Regions from separate parts of the Homo sapiens genome. Here region 2 is linked to region 1. Evidence: read pairs that join two places in POLR2A ChIA-PET (ENCODE). Cell type or tissue: endothelial cell of umbilical vein. All regions are shown on one strand. Links, peaks and the distances in the headings refer to the core of each region. The heading gives the core; the rest is flanking DNA.

What was found. Peaks named below come from ENCODE experiments on the same cell type or tissue, not always from the same donor. Only the 100,000 strongest peaks of a DNase experiment are listed, where the experiment ranks them.
Region 2: POLR2A ChIA-PET joins it to region 1 with 7 read pairs; 1 of 35 experiments calls an interaction of 5 or more read pairs at or near these places.

The regions. Positions count from the first base shown.
Region 1 is chr22:25,153,398-25,156,309 of GRCh38, forward strand. The region is part of intron 6 of KIAA1671; the gene reads left to right. Among named protein-coding and RNA genes, the nearest start is that of KIAA1671-AS1, 42 kb to the left of the region's middle. In endothelial cell of umbilical vein, for the core only: no CTCF peak of the experiment used is centred there; a DNase peak (open chromatin) is centred at 1,144.
Region 2 is chr22:24,995,353-24,998,264 of GRCh38, forward strand. The region is part of intron 1 of KIAA1671; the gene reads left to right. Among named protein-coding and RNA genes, the nearest start is that of KIAA1671, 44 kb to the left of the region's middle. RefSeq lists an enhancer at 1-29. In endothelial cell of umbilical vein, for the core only: no CTCF peak of the experiment used is centred there; a DNase peak (open chromatin) is centred at 1,289; H3K27ac peaks cover 937 bases.

The DNA.
Region 1 (2,912 bases), core at 115-2,614:
GGGATCCCACATTGCACAGGACGGCCCCCACCACATGTCCGTAGTGCCATGGTTGGGAAACCCCATCCTAGACCTCACTGGGGGAATCTCACAATATGCAATATACCCATGCATTGCCTTTCTAAAACCTGAAAAGTCCTGAGTTGGAAACATACCTGGCCCCTGGGTTTGAGATTGGGGCTGGTGGAGCTGTGACAGTAGAACCCGCCTCACGGTGTTGGTGAGAGGCCCCTTTGGGGGCTGGCATAGTCAAATGCATTGCTGGGCACCTGCCCCACAGTGTGTGCTCGCCCAGGAAGAACCCAAACGCCTAGAGTCCTGGGCACTCGGATGTTGCCCTACATTGAGAAATGGGCCCTTCTGCCACAGAGCATCCTGGCTGCAGCATCCCAGAGGCCTTTGGGAGCCTTGACGAATCAGAGAAGTGCAGTCCCTGCCCAAGGCTGCACAAGCTTCTAAGTGCTGGGGAGCCAGGATTGGAGCCCGGGTCTGCCTCACCCCAAGGCGCCTGCTAACCTGGTGTCTCTTCCATGAATCCTGTGACCTTCAAGGTCTGCAGCTGACATCCTAGCACCTCAGGGCCAAGAGACTACTTCTTTTCTTCGCTGCTTCAGGCATTCTTGGGAGGTACAGAGAGGTATCAGGGAGGAGGACAGTCTAGGTGTGACTTCTCAGTCAGCCAAGTAAGGTCCGGCTCCAAGGATGTCCAGGGTTTCCCTACGTGCCCGAAAGCCTGCCTATGCAGTGGGTTTGTTGTTTTATTTGGGGGCTTTGATCCAGGCACTGTGTCTGCCTGAACTGGCCTCTGGGTTCTCCACATGCACCAGCTTTGCAGCCAGCTGATAAGCTGCCTTCAACGGCCCTAGTCCCTGTCTGTGTCTCAGGGCTCACAGTTGTGGCTTCCAGAGAGCTCACCAGATTGCTCTGATCAACTTAGGACCTAACACCCATATGATGCGCAGATAATCACTTGCTCATTCCTCCTCAGGACAGACAGGAACCACTGCAGGAGCTCGTTCTGTCCTGACTTGGGCATTGTTAAGGGTTGGCCAAAGATATACCATCCACTTGGGTGTTTTCCAGGGCCTCTGGCTTACCATGGGGTGGATTGGGAAATGGGGTGGGTGGAGCTAGCTGTGAGTTAGAACAGACAGCACTCTAGGCCTGGGCAGAGTCTTTGAACAAAGCCACAGGCTGGGCTGAGCACCAGAAGGAAACAGAGCCCTTGGCTCTGTCTCAGGCAATGGAATGTCAGCCCGACTGGTTTTCCCCCTTTCCCTGGGGTGGGGTGTTCATCAACAAAGGACTCTCCTTGCTGGTTGACAGCCTGAGGTTCCAGGCACCCCCTCAGCCCCACTGCGAGGTCCCCAACTCCAGAGGAAGAGAGACTCCATTCATGCTGAGCTTCCTATAGGCCCCAGCTCTGCCAGGCCAGCCATGCAAGGCTGCTCTGCAGGGCAGATGAGAGGGGGCTGTCCAGGCACACAAAATAGTAGGCTCTTAATAGATACGATGCTTAACTTCCCCAGGCTGTTCCTTCTGGCTGCTTTGCCTTCCCTGATATCCCCACCTGTCTTGTCACACCCTCCTCAGAGCCCTCTGTCACCTGCCACTCAGGCCTTCTGCGCCCTCTCCCCCACTCTGTCTGAGGCCCAGGGGACCTTGGATACTTGGGATAGGAAACTTTGATTAATCAGCGGACCTCAATTTGAGATGGCATTTTCTGCCCCTTGCTCTTTTTAAACCTATTCATAATAATTTTAGCATCTTTCCACATCAGCCCTTCAATTTCTACCTTCTGAAGAGGCAGTCATTGTTTTGAATGGAGACACCATGTTAATTCCCTTGCACTGATAAGCTATAGTTTAGGTATCAGGTGCTCTTGTGGAAGGGCAGTTGGGTTGTGTGTTTGCTGTTACCAAAAACAGTGCTGCTGGGACCATTCATTTGTGTGTGCATTTGTGTGTGTATTATATATGTTTTGTGTGTATGTGTATTTGTGTCTGTTTCTATGTATTTGTGTATGTGTGTGTGGGGGGGTTTTTGTAGGTATGCATTTGTGTATATTTGTGTGTATGCAGCTGTGTGTGTGTGTGTATTGGGTGCATGTATTTATATGTGTTTTTGTGTTGTCTATTTTTTGTGTATGTGTGTGCATTGGTGTAGATGTTTGTGTGTGTACATTTGTGCATGTGTATGTGCTTGTGTATATTTGTGTTTGTGTGAAAGTGTTTTTTGTGTATATGCATTTGTGTGTGCATATGTAAGTATTGTGTATGTGTGTATGCATATCTGTGTGTTTATACATGTGGTTATGTGTATATTTTTGTGTATGTGCATTTGCATGTGTATATACCTATGTGTGTATTTGTATTTATGTACCTGTGCTTGTGTGTATTTGTATATATGTGTGTTTATGTATATTTTTTCTGTGTCTATGCATTTGCCTGTATATGTGTGTATTTGTATGTATGCACCTGTACTTGTATTTGTGTATGTGTATGTATATAGTTTTTTTGTGTATATATATTTATATAAATATATATAAATACACACATATATATGTATGTGTGTATTTGTGTGTATCTTTTTTGTGCATGTATGTGTGTATGTGCTTTTTTTTTTTTTTTTTTTTTTTTTTTGAGATGGAGTCTTGCTGTGGCACCCAGGCTGGAGTGCAGTGGCGTGATCTCGGCTCACTGCAAGCTCTCACCTCCTAGGTTCATGCCATTCTCCTGCCTCAGCCTCCCGAGTAGCTGGGACTACAGGCACCCGCCACCATGCCTGGCTAATATTTTTGTATTTTTTTAGTAGAGATGGGGTTTCACCGTGTTAGCCAGGATAGTCTTGATCTCCTGACCTCGTGATCCGCCCTCCTCGGCTTCCCAAAGTGCTGGGATTACAGGCATGAG
Region 2 (2,912 bases), core at 241-2,740, 160 kb before region 1:
AGGTTTTTTTTTTTTTTCTTGGCAGGGGCAGGGTCTCACTCTCGCCCAGGCTGGAGTGCAGTGGTGCAGTCATGACTCACTGCAGCCTCAACCTCCCTGGCTCAAGCGATCCTCCTACCTCAGCCTCCCTAGTAGTTGGGACTACAGGCAGGAGCTACCATGTCTGGCTAATCGTTTTTGTATTCTCTGTAGAGACTGGGTTTCGCCACGTTGCCCAGGATGGTCTCCAACTCCTGAGCTCAAGCAGTCCACTGCCTTGGCCTCCCAAAGTGCTGGGATTATAGGCATGAGCCACCATGCCCACCCCCAGTCTCTTTCAATGATTAATAATAATACGGTTATGAGGACAATTACTGATGTAGGTGTTGACCATTGGCATTATGCTAAGCACTTCATGTATGTGATCTCATTTAATCCTCACAAAAGCATGTGAAGTACCTACCCTTGCTTCCATTTTATAGATGAGGAAGATGAGGCTCAGAGAGGTAGAGTGAGTTGCCCAAGGTCACACAGCTAGTACAGATGGAGATGACTGGCTCTGGAAGTCCCTGTTCTGAACAGTTGTACAGAGGGATACAGACAAGGGGAGGAGACTGGGGGCACCCAGCTGCTACTCCTGCATGTCATCCCCTGACCACAGTGTCCTCTGAACTAACTGGTGATTATGCTGGATAAAATTGGCATCTGGGAGAAGTGAGGGCAGGTGGTGTTCATCTGAATGCAGGAGAGTGTAGAGTGTTTTCTCTAACAAGGCTAGGTAAGTCATCTTCAGGGGAGGGGCTTACAAGGACTCATTGGGGAAGCGACCCCTGTGTATGCAGGTGGCTATGCTAAGAGCTGGTGATAGAGCAGGGTGTCTCGGTGGAGGGCTCCCTCTCGGACTCAGAGGCACATTTTAGAGCTTCATTGCTGGTGGCTGAAAAGCACAGCTTAGGTCCTTCTGTGTATCTTATAGAGATGAAAGTAAAGGGCATCGGGAACCAGCGAGGAGACCCTCCCCACATGTGCACTCACACGAGCCTTATGGATTACACGTTTCCTTACAGCATGGCCCCTGGGTTGGCCACTGGAATTGCCATTCCTTTTCAGACTTAGCTTTGGGAGGCAGTGTGTCAGCCTGGAGTGCGGGCGAGTACTTGAAAGCCTTAAGTTCTGTCTTATGTTGGGTTCCCTAGAAGGAGAGCTTGAGATAGGAATTCTGTGAAAGTGATTGATTTGAGTTGTGACTCATGCATCCCCGAGAGAGGGAGACAGGATAATAGGGCAGGGGAGGGGACATTTGGCCTCAGTCTGATCCCCTGGGGCACTCTGAAGCCACAGAGTAAGTCCTGCCTTGGGGCAAGGGTAAGTAGCCCCTCGTGTCCCTTGGAAGCCAGTCATTGGCTGTGGGAGTGAGGGATTTACCAGGAGGGGTGGAGACTGTAGGGCAGCATGTTGGAGGACAGCCCTCCTGGAAAAGGGTGTAACTGTAAACTGAGCAGACAACTGTCATAGCAGCTGGGGGATGGGTGCCGCAGCAGGAAAGGGGATTTGGGGGAGGGGCAGATCCAACAGCATCTCCCATAGGTTGCAGTGCTAGATTCATCCTTAATTGGCTGTGTGACCTTAGGCAAGCCTCTCGGGGCCGAATTTTACCTTCTGTATGCCAGGGGCCTGCATAGAGTCACTGTGGGCTCCATCCCATTCTTACCCTCCATGCAGTGACTTATTTTCTCATGTAAACATTGATTTGCTTCAGCAAATGTTTATTGTGTACCCATCACATGCCAGGCAAGGATCTCTACGACAAAAAGGATCTCTGCCTTCAGGAAGCAAGGCAGACGAGTAACCAGGCATAAAACAGTGGGGTTGGTGTCACAAAGAAACAGAGAGTTCTGGGAACCAAAGCCTACCTGGGCTGGCTGCAGGGGTCTGGAAGGCTTCCTGGAAGAAGTGGTATCTAATTAGGGACCCATGCGCATTAGCTCTCACGAGTACTGATGTCACTCAGGAAAAAGAGAAGGCGACTGGCAGCTTTCTGCGGGTCTCTTTCCCATCCCAGGATGGAATTCTTCCAGATTTTGACTTCTCCCATGTCTTGCTTGAGAGGGGAAATTGCCGGTATGAAAAACAATCATGACAAAGCTGACATGTCGATGTCCGGGATAAGTGAGTTAGGAGCTGGGAGGGAAAGGGTGCTGGTATAGGGGTTGTTGGTGTTGAGAACGCATGGCTTGTGGGAGGCTGGTGGGGCTGGTGCCCTGGGTGAGGGGCAGGAGATGAGGTCTTAGTGGTAGACAAGAACAAATAATGCAAGGCTGTGGTGGTGAGGGGTGTGGACTTCATTTTGTGAGCACCTGGAGGCCACTCGAAGTTTGGGGTTTGCCTCCTTAAGCATAACATACATACAGGAAAGTACACACATCTTAGGTGTCAACTAGACACACGTTTACGTATGTATACAAGATGTAATCACGCATATCAAGATATAGAACATTCTCAGGTCCCAGAGAGCATCTTTATACCCCTTCCTAGTCACAGTCCCCAAAAGTAATTGCTGTTCTACCTTCCGTTACCCTAGAGCTCACTTCATATAAATTTTGCCTGAATTTCATACACATGCCGTTTTACAGAACAGTTTAGAATGCTGCTTGTTTTGCAAACCTTAATGCCTGTCGTATTTATCCATGTTTTCTTCTTGTTGCAGTACAAATATTCTTGACTTATAATGGGGATACGTCCTGATAAACCCATCATAAGTCAAAAGTATTGTCAAAGTTGCATTTAGGCCAGGTGTGGCAATATACACTTGTAATCTCAGCGCTTTGTGGGGCTGAGGCTGAAGGATCGCTTGAGCCCAGGAGTTTGAGACTAGCCTGAGCAACATGGTGAAACCCCATCTCTACAAAAAAATAAAACACAACAACAAAAAA